2 separate regions of the Mus musculus genome follow, and region 2 is linked to region 1. The links are chromatin loops, found by intact Hi-C in ENCODE. Cell type or tissue: left cerebral cortex. All regions are shown on one strand. Each heading gives the region's core, and the rest is flanking DNA. Links, peaks and the distances in the headings are about the cores only.

Region 1 (5,375 bases), core at 241-5,240:
TGAAACAGATATTTGGGTGTGAGCCTTCTTGTTATCAGAAGGTCATTCAGAGAAGAACGCCATCACGGGGAAGGCCGAACTCAGAACAGCTCCTTCCACCCCTGCTCCCCAACCTCTCCCACTCTGGGCAGCTTCCCACCCCCTGCTCACCTACGGGTCACCTTTACGCTTGGTGTCAGGTGTGAAGCAATCAGCCCTGTATTTTGTATTGCATGGTGGGAGTGCAAAATAAATGTTTAATTTATCACTAGCTCCAGGAACAGGGAGAAAAAAATAATAAAAATTCTGTCTCAAGCACCTAGAACATATTATTTACAGCCCCAAACTTTCACAACAATTTGAATGCAAAGCAGGATGGGCTGTATTTATAGCACGATGTCCCAATTGCAAAAGAAGGCGTCTGCGAGCAAAACAGCACTTTCCTTTAAACTGCTCGCTGAGAAACCGGGGAGAGGCTTTGCTTTCCCAGAGAGGCTGCGCACTGAAAATGTGCAGGTACCCAGGCAGAGGGAACAAAAGCGATGAGAAAGGGCGGCGGGCAGGCGGGCGTTGGCAGCCCCCACCGGCGGAGCTGGACTGCTTTCTTTTCATTTAAAATAACATTTTTATTGATTCTTATGCAGGTCCCTGTGAGGGTGGGAAACTGACTGATGCCTCCAGGAGAAACAACTTGGGAGAAAGCCCTTGGTGGTCCTGGTAGCGTATTGTCTCCACCCAGGTGTGGGAGGAGTCAGAGGAACCCAGCTGACTCAGTTTCCCCTCTCTTAGGAACTGAAGCAGCTTCTCTTTCCTTGGGGCTGAGATGATTAATGAGGAGCCGAGGAGAGCTTTGAAGATGAAAAATCTCCCCGCTGTCCCAGGGATTAATCATCGTATAATATAATGCATGTTCCATAGCACTGTGGCGACTTAATTACCTACAGTCACCGAAATTATTTTCCTCCCGCGCCTCCCAGGAGAAATGGTCCCCCCTGTTTTGAGCCCCAAAGCCACAGCCCAGATTCTCAGCGAATCAAAGCTTCCCAGTTTCCCGCAGCCACAGAGAAGCTGAAGGCTTCCAGGGATTGAGAAACAAAGGCATTCAAGTAGAGATGCCTCAGATAGATCGCAATAGGGGGCTGGGGGGCAGGGCAGGGAAGGGAAGGGGACAGAAGTGGCTCTTTGTCACTTGAAGAACTTGCCTATTCCCTTCAAGTCAGTGAAAGTGTCCTTGGTCCCTCACAGAGATGCACTGGTGGGCAGGGAGTACGGGTTAAAACCCCCCTCCCCTTCAGCTGGTCAGCCTCTGTTCCCAGCCGTGGCCAGTAAGACAAGGGACTGTCTCTATTGACCCTTTCTGAGATGATGACCACTGGGTGTCCATTCTTGCTTATCTGGGGGCTTGCCATTGAGCTGTGTGGGCCAAAGCCTATACCGTTTAGTTTGTATTGTCAACTTGACACAAACCAAGTCTCCCAGGAAGAGGGAACCTCAAGCAAGAAATTGACTGTCAGATTGGCCCATGTGCCTGTGTGAAACACATTTTTTTTGATTGTTTCTCCATGGATTCTACTTCCTGCTCCTGCCTGGAGTTCCTGCCCCGATCCATCAGTCCTCAGTGATGGGCTGTCGCCTTTAAGCTGAAATCAAGCCCTTGCTCCTTACATTGGTTCTGGTCACGGTGTTTATCACAGCAACAAACATCAAGGTAGAACCAAGGGCTTTCTCATCTGTGAATGGCACCCTTGGGCTGGCGTGCTTGGATGAGGGAGCTCAGTGGGTTGGAGACAGGTTGAGAGTTCACTTTGTGGCCATTTGTAATGCTTATCTTGACCTCACTGTGACCTTCATTCCTGACAGAAACCATTTGAAGGATGACAATTTTTAAAAAATTTATATATGCTAAGTACACTGTAGCTGTCTTCAGACACACCAGAAGAGGGCATCGAATCCCATTACAGATGATTGTGAGCCACTGTGTGGTTGCTGGGAATTGAACTCAGGACCTCCGGAAGAGCAAGCAGTCAGTGCTCTTGACCACCGAACCATCCCTCCAGCCCAACGGATTGTCCTTGACTCAGTGTTTCAGTGAGTTTCCACCCGTTGTGGCAGCAATGACTCAATCCGTAGCAGCGGGAGCTTGTGGAAGAACTGTCCACATCACAGATGGCCAGACTCTCCCAAGAATCTGCCTCTGACAACCCATTTCCACCTACCCAGCTCCCCTCCTAATGGTCCCGCCTCCTCCCAAAACAGGGCTACCAACTGAGGACTCAGAGTTCAAACCATGAGCCCATGGGTACATTTCACCTTCAATTCATGGCACCATCCATTAATTCAAATTGGCACTCAGCATCCTGGCCACCAGATTAGGTGGCATTTGGATGCCTTTCAAAGACTAGGTCAAGTATTTTTATTATATTTGGCCATTGAAAGAACAGATTCCACTGCAGGGGGGTTGGAAAGCAAACTCTTTCTTGTCTTGACACAGATAAGAAAGGAGAGTCACCCTGGCTTGTGGACACCCCAAAACATTTCTTTCTTATCTTTTTTGTAGGCATCTGTTTACCTTACGTGGCCAAGATCCACCTGGTTGACCTTCTCTTAGCATGGAAACAGGAAGCCTCTGAGAGGAGAAATGGGCTCAATGCCTGTCCATTTGCTGTGTGCTTTCTGGCCACCCACACACCCCCTCTGGGCTTTGTAATTCTGTAGGACAGGGCTGAGACTGCTATGAAAACAAGTAGGCTTCTGGGATAGGAACATACGCTAGTGCTTGGCTTGTGGCTCAGCTGTTGCCCTGTCAGTGGTTGTCTTGGCTGCTCCCCACCTCAGTGGAGTGTTCTGTTCCTTCTGGTTTTTACCCCATCTTATCTTTCAGCAATCACTGATCTCCACCCAACACAGTGCGTGCTTACGTTTGCCTTTATGCACACCCCCAATGCAGGAGGAAGTCAGGAAGTTTCCGAAGGTGACCTGCTGACCATGTACAGGCCCAGCGTCCTGCTCAGTAACTGTCCAGCAGAGGATAGGAGCCTGGAAGGGCTGCTTGGGAGGGGTACTTGGGTCTGAGTAGAGAAAGAAGCCCATGCACAGGAGATGGCAGAGAGTCTTGGTAGTATGGCTGGAGGAAGCTGTCTGCTCTGTGGCTGACTGCTTAGCTGCCCCTCCCCAGAGGCACATGCACAGTGTCAGCAGGGACCTTTCTATGGCCTTTCTCTCACCATAGAAAGGTCAAGGCCATTGGGCACAGAGTCTCTCTGCTTAGATAACCCTGCTTGGGTCTGTGATAGACTCAGCAGCAAACTGTTGGAGGGCTGTTCACTGGGAGAGAAGCCACTGGCCTGAGGCAAAGAAGGGCTTGCGGTTGTTTGGAACCCAGCTGTCATGGAGAATCATATCCTACCCTGCTCCTGGTCCTCACCTGGGACGGAGAGGCCTCTGGATGGTGAAATTAGTCTTGGAATCTTCTTCTGAACCACCTTGAAAGCTGTGAGTTAACTGTGCTGTGCTCAGTGTTCTGCGTGACTTGTGAGCATGACCCTGGCCAGCATCCTGCACCCAGTTGCAACACTGAACTAAGCAGGAAACCCCAAGTCGCCCGACCCTGGACCTTAGTTCTGGGTTATGTTTTCAGAGTCTGGCTTCCAGATCCAGCCAGTCCAGATGTCACAACCTCAGCCAGGTCACATCCCACCATGCCTTCCACCCTCAGTTTCATGGGGTCCCTTTAGGATTCGTTACAGTGGCTCTAAATGCAGTCTGTGCTTCTCCCCAACAAGCCAGCGTAGGGAAGGTGTCGTGAAGGCAGTGGCCAAAACAGAACCTCATCTGGAACCAGGAGACTGATGCAGGCAAGCCTTGGTTAGCACCAAAGCAAAACCTATCCATACGTTAGGTTCCCTGAGTCATTTTCAGGGCCGAGAGAACCTCTCAAGATCAACCTTCATCAGCCTTCCATCCATCCATCTACCTATCCACCCATGCACCCACTCACTAGTCTACTTGCTCACCCATCCATCTGTCCACCAGTCCATCCACTTATCTACACAACTATCCACCCACTCAACCACCCATCCACTTATCCATCCACGTATTCATCTACCCACCCACCTATCAGTGAGTCTATTTGTCCATGCATCCATCCATCTGTACATCCATTTGCACATCCACTCATGATCCATTTATCTACTCACCTCCATATCCATCCCAGTTAGGGTTCCTATATCTATGATAAAACACCATTACCAAAAGCAATTTGGTGAAGAAAGGGTTTACCTCAGCTTAGAACTCTCAGGTCACACTCCATCACTGAGGTAAGTCTGGGCAGACACAGGTCCAGAGGCTATGGCAGTGGGGTCAGCTGAGTCTATCAGGCAGCCCTAACAGGATGCTGTGGGAGGAGTCTGCACAGAGGAACAACAGCACACTTTTCTCTCTGTGCCTGGTTCTGTGTTGGGGGTGAGGGTCACACAGGGACCTTCCAGGCTGCAGCTCTATAGCATGGTGGAGCTCCAACTGAGAGGCATGGGAGGTGAGGATTGGGGGTGGGACCCTGAGGCAGGAGGAGGAAAAGCATTCATATCTACAGCACTGAACGAAGACTGGATGGGGCCTGAGAAGAGATGCTGTGTTCTTCATCCCCTGTGGCTGAGGCAGCTGAAGCTCAGAACAGGCAGCGGAGGTTCTACTGCCTTCTCCAGATCAACTCTAAGGTGTTCAAGGCATCTGGAAACTTCTAGAAGCAGGGAGAACCAGCTTTCCAGGCCTGTACATGATGCCCTTAGATTTAGTATCATAATCCCACTAACAATGGGAGCCTGAAGCCCAGAGGAGCAGACTGGCACCCAAAGGTCTCCTTGCATTGTTTCTGGAGGTGACAGCCTTTGCTTTGTTGCCCAGGTTGAAGAGTGACAATTGAAGGGTGAATAATACCGTCCTTAGGCAAGCATCCAGGTTGCCAGCTTCAGGATTATCCCCTTACTCCATGCTTGAGGGAAAACAGAGAGGACAGTTGATCTCTGGGCCTCAGAGCAGGAGAAACCTCTTTCTCTGGGCCCCAGGGAGCATGTGGTGTGGTGAGTGGAGAGTCCTTCCCTGGCTAGGCCTAGCATTTGCCAGCAAGAGTGGGGCAGGAGCACATTGGGCTGCCCCTCCCTGAGACCCCCTTTGACTATGTCTATTGCTGTCATGTCCAAGTCAGGCCCTCAGTGTTACCCTTACTCCCAGGACAGTGGTCTGGCCTCAAGAAAGCCAAGAAGAGAATCTCAGAGGGAGGGAGGCATGACACCTTCCACCACTGGTCCAGGGACACTCCCTTTGCTGAAGCCGGACCTGATCTCTGCTTTAGGAAAAAGCCAGTCCACATTGGCTGATGGGCTTGGAGGTCTTCCAGA
Region 2 (5,375 bases), core at 183-5,182, 72 kb before region 1:
CTCTCTCTCTCTGTGTGTGTGTGTGTGTGTGTGTGTGTGTAAGGGCAGAGGTTGATATTAGGTGTCTTCCTTATTTTTGACACAGGGTCTTTCACAGAGCCCAGAGCTTACCTATTCACTGGTCGGCTGAACAGTAACTCTGGGGATCTGCCTATCTTCAAATGCACCCCCACCCCATTATGGTTCTGGGATCACAGGTGTGTGCCACCACGTCTTCACATGGGTGCTGGGGAGTTGGACCCTGTTCCTTATGCTTACATGGCAAACACTGACAGAGCCATCCCTGACAGCATCCCCGTCTCATTCTTGAGCCCGAGGGAAGAATGTGAAGCCTGCAGGGCAAGGGTCTGTGCAGAAGCAGAGCTGTCACTCACAGGACATTAGTTGGGGACATCTGCATGGCTCTGTCTAGCTTTGCTGCCATCCAGAATGAGTGAGAATGGAGGACCTGGGAGAGAGAGGCCTGGAAGGCAAGATGCCCTCAGCTTTGCCTTGTGTATCATTTCCGACTGGCTCAGTGTGTGCCCAGCGCCTTACCTGCTCCTACATCTGGAACAGGTGCCAGCAGCTGCTGGTGGAACAAATACAAATCAGTAGACAGGAGCCTCGATGATGAGCAAGCTTTCTTGGAAGCTGCAGGTGGTGACGGGTGAGGACCGGGGGTTGAGCATATGTTGTCCTTGTCATTCAGGGTAGCCCTGTGACTGAGACTGAGAAAGAGTGTCAGATGCTCTCTCCTGGATCACTGAAGTCAGCCTGGTCCTTCTGGCCCCTCTTTAACCGGCAACTCCCGCCTTCCCCATGATGTCTGCCTATCATGCTGATATATGCCTCATGTTCTCTTCAAAGATTCACCTCATCTACCTGTGTCTAGTAGTCAGGCTGTCTCAAGCTCAGAAGACCCAGCTCTCTTTCAGGGATGGAGGCCTCTCAACTTTGGCTTGAAAACTAATCTTGCTGGATGAAGGGTGCCTTGTGGGGTCTGAGCAAAGGCCCTCATGGCTACTGCACCCTATGAGGCTCTTGGTTTCTGGCCATCCTTGCTGGGGAGCCAGAAATAGGAATGGGCAGTGATGGCGGGCGGCACGGGGTGATCGATGACTGAGGAAAATCAGAGTGTCCATGATTACTTTGGTCTAGCCCATCTGCTCTGGAGAGGCTGAGGGAATGAGGTTTTGGGTAGAACTGATTTTATTCCTGGAAATGAGAATGTGAACGGTGTTAGCACCCGCTCCAGGAATCTACCCAGTTCCCAGCTGAGCCAGGCTCAGTTGCAGATGGCTAGCCCTGCCCTGCCTCGTGCTGCCCTGGCCAGGCTGGGTGCAGACAAGAATCCCTAGGGTTACGTCTGTAAGTTATTGGTGTACCTATCCAGGGAACAGCAGTGCTTGGCTTCCATTGTGTCCTACATCTTGTCAGAGAGAGAGAGAGAGAGAGAGAGAGAGAGAGAGAGAGAGAGAGAGAGAGAGAGAGAGAGAGAGAGACCCCCTTGATGCTCTCAGCAGGGGTAGTTGCTATTTCCCATTGTTGAAGCAAGATGTAGTATTCCTCAGTAGACCCCCCCCCCTTCCTCTGGCTTGTACCCAGTCCGGGTGCCCTGGGAAGATGCAGGTACCTTGCATACTCAGGGGTCAATAATTTCATACCCCTTCCTTACTCTAAGCACCCCCAATGCCAACAGCCTGGATTCTCCAAACATCAGATGAAAATAATCCTTTAATTACCCATGCAGGCAAATTTAGGAGTGCGAAGAGAGGGGGCGAAATGGAAAAAACGGTGGACTCAGTTGCTGCTGACATTGATTTCTCAGAGCTTTGCTGGGCGGGAGTCGTGCTGAGAGAGTGTAGGCTGAGTGTTATGCAGAGAGAATGAAGGCAGCCCTGCATCGCAAGCTGGCGTGTGGGCAGCTGCGTTCACAAGCAGCCCCCCCCCTTACAAACGTGTCTACACGGCAGGTGTCTGTGCTGCCCTGCTGCATGTGAGCCCTTCTGTTATATGCACCACCCAAGTAGCCCTACGTGGATCTAGGATGCCAGGGCAGAATCATTTTCTCTGGTCTGTCGTGACTTTCATCTGCTTTCAGGGTTTGCTCACCCTGATTCCTCTGCCCCTTTGACTTTGGCTGCAGGCCCAGTCAGCTCAGCCACTCACCAGGGAAATCCAGGTATCCACTTCTAGCTGGATGACTACATCAGCCTGGGGGTAGAGGATGTAAGAGGATTGAGAGGGAAGCGCTGGTGGTTGGGCAAGAGACTTCATTCTGCATAACAGCCATGGCCCATTTCTCTGAGATGTCCACCAGTCACCAAGCCTGCCTGGTAGGGAGCACTTGGGAGATCATCTCACTCCCAGCTAAGCTTCTGCAGCTGAACTAGCATTCTAGGCCTTGTGTGGGACCCACTGCACCAGGGGGATGGGCTGGTTGATTGGTGGGTGGATTTATAAATAGGTGGACAGGAAGGTTAATGGATGGATGCATAGATGTGTAGATGAACAGGTGGCTGGGTAGATGGGTGGGTGAATAATGAATGGATAGATGGATTGGCTGATGAATGGATGCACATATGGATAGATGAGCAGGTAAATGAATGAATAGATGAATGGACCCATTGAAGAACCAATGGATGGATGGTGGGTGGATGGATAATGGATAGATGGATGGACAGATGGATGGATGGATGGTGGATGGATGGATAGGATAGGATAGGCAGCAGGAGCAATGGGTAGGTGAACACACAGAAATGAATAGATGGTGTGCTGGTTAATTTTATGTCAATGTGACACATGCTAGGCTTCTTTTGGAAGCGAGAACTTCAACTAAGAAAATGCCCCCACCAGATTGGCTTGTTGGCAAGCCTGTGGTACATTTTCCTTCACTGATGGTTGATGTGTGAGGGCCCAGCTTACTGTAGGTGGTTCCACCCCTGGGTTGGTGGTCCTGGGAAGCTATAGGAAAGCAGGCTGAGCAAGCTGGGAGAAGCAGGCCAGCAAGGAGCACTCTCCAAGACTTCTGCTTCAGTTCCTGACTCTAGGAACTCCTTGAATTCCTGCCATGACTTCCCTCATTAATGGACTGTAACCTGAGGGTTATAAGCTGAAATAAACCCGTTCTTCCTCAAGTTGTTTTGATTATAGTGTTTTATTACAATAATAGAATCCTAACAAAGATGGCTAATCTGATAGGTGTGTATCTTTATATACATACATAGGTAACACATGCTAATAGGGACATGTTCCCATATATATGCACTTACATATGAGAAAATACACACATTGCATGGATACATGTGCACACCTTCACACATGCTCATGTGTATATGCACATGCGCTTATGCATGTACATAACACCATGCACGTTTGTTTTGCAGACGCAGCATGATACACCCCGCACACTCTGTTTCCTCCATTTCTGTCTGCTTCTCTGCCATTTCGGATGGACTTTTCTCACTCTGAAATCACCACTGCCCTCCCACTGCACAAGCTGATTTGCTACTGAGGATCCCAGACACTGTTTCTAGAATCTTACAATGGGAAGTATTGCTTCGCACAGCCTGGGTTCGGTACACAGATGCATGTGCAGGATGGAAAAAGCCTAGCCTTGAGTTACCAGCATCTTTATCCTGGTAGGCATCCCTGAATCAGCTTCCAAAGAGTCAAGTCTGCATTTCCTCAACAATCTCACCAGCTGTTCTAACCACTAGAAAGCATCGCAAATTGATACTTCTAATGTAATTAGTGGGCTTTCCCTCGGCGTTCAATGGCCATTTCCTTCTTTCTTAGTTCTTTGTCCAGGTACTTGGGCTACTGTTTTTCTGTAGAGTTGCCAACCCCAAAATTAGGCTAGGTAGCCACGGGTGGGCATAGCATCCTGATCTCAATGAGGATACTGGATAGGGAAAGTGCATAACTCCCACCCCAGGCAGGTGATGTTTAATGATAGCTAACTTCCTAGCCTGGAACTCAGCTCCAACCCTAAACCGCTGCATTGGGTTGCCCTCACCCAGGACATTCCTGATCTGGGTAGGCATTCAGCACACAAGCAGTAAAGATGCAGGCTGCTGACTTTAAGGGGTGACCCATAGCTAGTGCACAGGTTGGGTCAGCAGCCTTGGGAAGTTTCTACCCCTCAGAAGAGGGGTTAAATGGGGTCCAGACCTGCAGGCTGCCTGCCCTGCACTCCCTGTTCATAAGATGGGTTTCGGCCCAGAATTCCCTGTGGCCAACATGGAAAGACACTCTAGCAAAAGCTCTGTTGGCCTTTAACCCCTGTTCTTAGTATGTGCTGCAGAACCCACCCTGCCTCTTGCCCCTCTCTGTGCTGTGATCCATTGGCCCTCTTACCCCACATCTGAGTGAGGACAGCTGAGCTGACTCTTCCTTCCACCAGGGTCCAGATCAACCAAACCCACGTGCTCCCACTGGGGGTGGTGGAGATGCTGGGCAGCCTACCTATGGGCTGGGCAGAGTCCAAGGTTGAGGGAGTCCAGGGCCCGCAGCTTGTAGTGATGCCCCGAGGTGACAAATGACAGATGGTGAATCGAGTCTACACCCTGGCAGTAGCAACCATCCTTGGTCATCAGCTAGCCTCTGCCTCCAGTCCTCCTGCTCCATGTGTGTGCTCTGCTAGGCTGCTTCCTCGGCTGCTGGCCCCCAGTCAGAACAAAGCCTTCACTTCCACAGACGTCACTGTTAGGGAGAAGCAAGCCCAACACTCGCTTCTCTGAATCAACAATGAAAAGTCCACTGCTGGCTCTCCATCCTTCCAGATTCCACTATTCTGTGTTCTTCTAGCCAAAAACAAATCCAACGAGCTATCTGATATGCTGTCAGCATGCTGTAGCCATTACCCGTCATGGCAGGCTGGCCTTGCCCTGACTCCTGTGAACCCGTAGGCAGTAGAGCTGGAAGTTGCCCCCTGGCCTCACTGTGGCTTCTGCTAGGTAGCATCAGCATACCATGTAGTCCTACTGAGTGACCTTATACAACTTACAATTGGCAGAGACAAGGCCATTTTACAGAATCTTTGAGTATTATGTCTGTGTTGAGTATTGAGTCTGTGTTATGCAGCTGCTGGTGTTGTTAGTCACAAAATGTGTGAGGGCTGCAAACAGTGGGACAAAGACGATGACATTTAAGGAGACTCAAGAACAGATTTAAATAAATTAAAACCCAGTATCTTTCCATTTGCTCTAGTGTTAACACTAGGGTATAATGTATTTTCTTATGGTTTCTATCTCTTTGTCTGTCTGTCTCGTGTGTGTGTGTGTGTGTGTGTGTGTGTGTGTGTGTGTGTGTGTCTGTGTCTGTGTCTGTGTCCTTCTACACTATGAGAAAGCCTAGCCATGGATGTGATCATGATCAGTGGATGTCCTTAG

What was found. Peaks named below come from ENCODE experiments on the same cell type or tissue, not always from the same donor. Only the 100,000 strongest peaks of a DNase experiment are listed, where the experiment ranks them.
Region 2: it touches region 1 in a loop (4-fold over the local background); 4 of 42 quality-filtered maps call a loop at or near these places.

Annotation. Positions count from the first base shown.
Region 1 is chr2:28,094,420-28,099,794 of GRCm38, reverse strand. F730016J06Rik (a long non-coding RNA gene) reads right to left here and starts at 4,450. Exons shown (of 10, transcript XR_003953783.1): 1 at 4,258-4,450. In left cerebral cortex, for the core only: no CTCF peak of the experiment used is centred there; DNase peaks (open chromatin) are centred at 430, 900, 2,128 and 2,641; H3K4me3 peaks cover 648 bases; H3K27ac peaks cover 1,163 bases.
Region 2 is chr2:28,166,038-28,171,412 of GRCm38, reverse strand. No RefSeq gene overlaps it. Among named protein-coding and RNA genes, the nearest start is that of Olfm1, 37 kb to the left of the region's middle. In left cerebral cortex, for the core only: no CTCF peak of the experiment used is centred there; DNase peaks (open chromatin) are centred at 1,206, 1,853, 2,848, 4,867 and 1 more place; H3K27ac peaks cover 2,992 bases.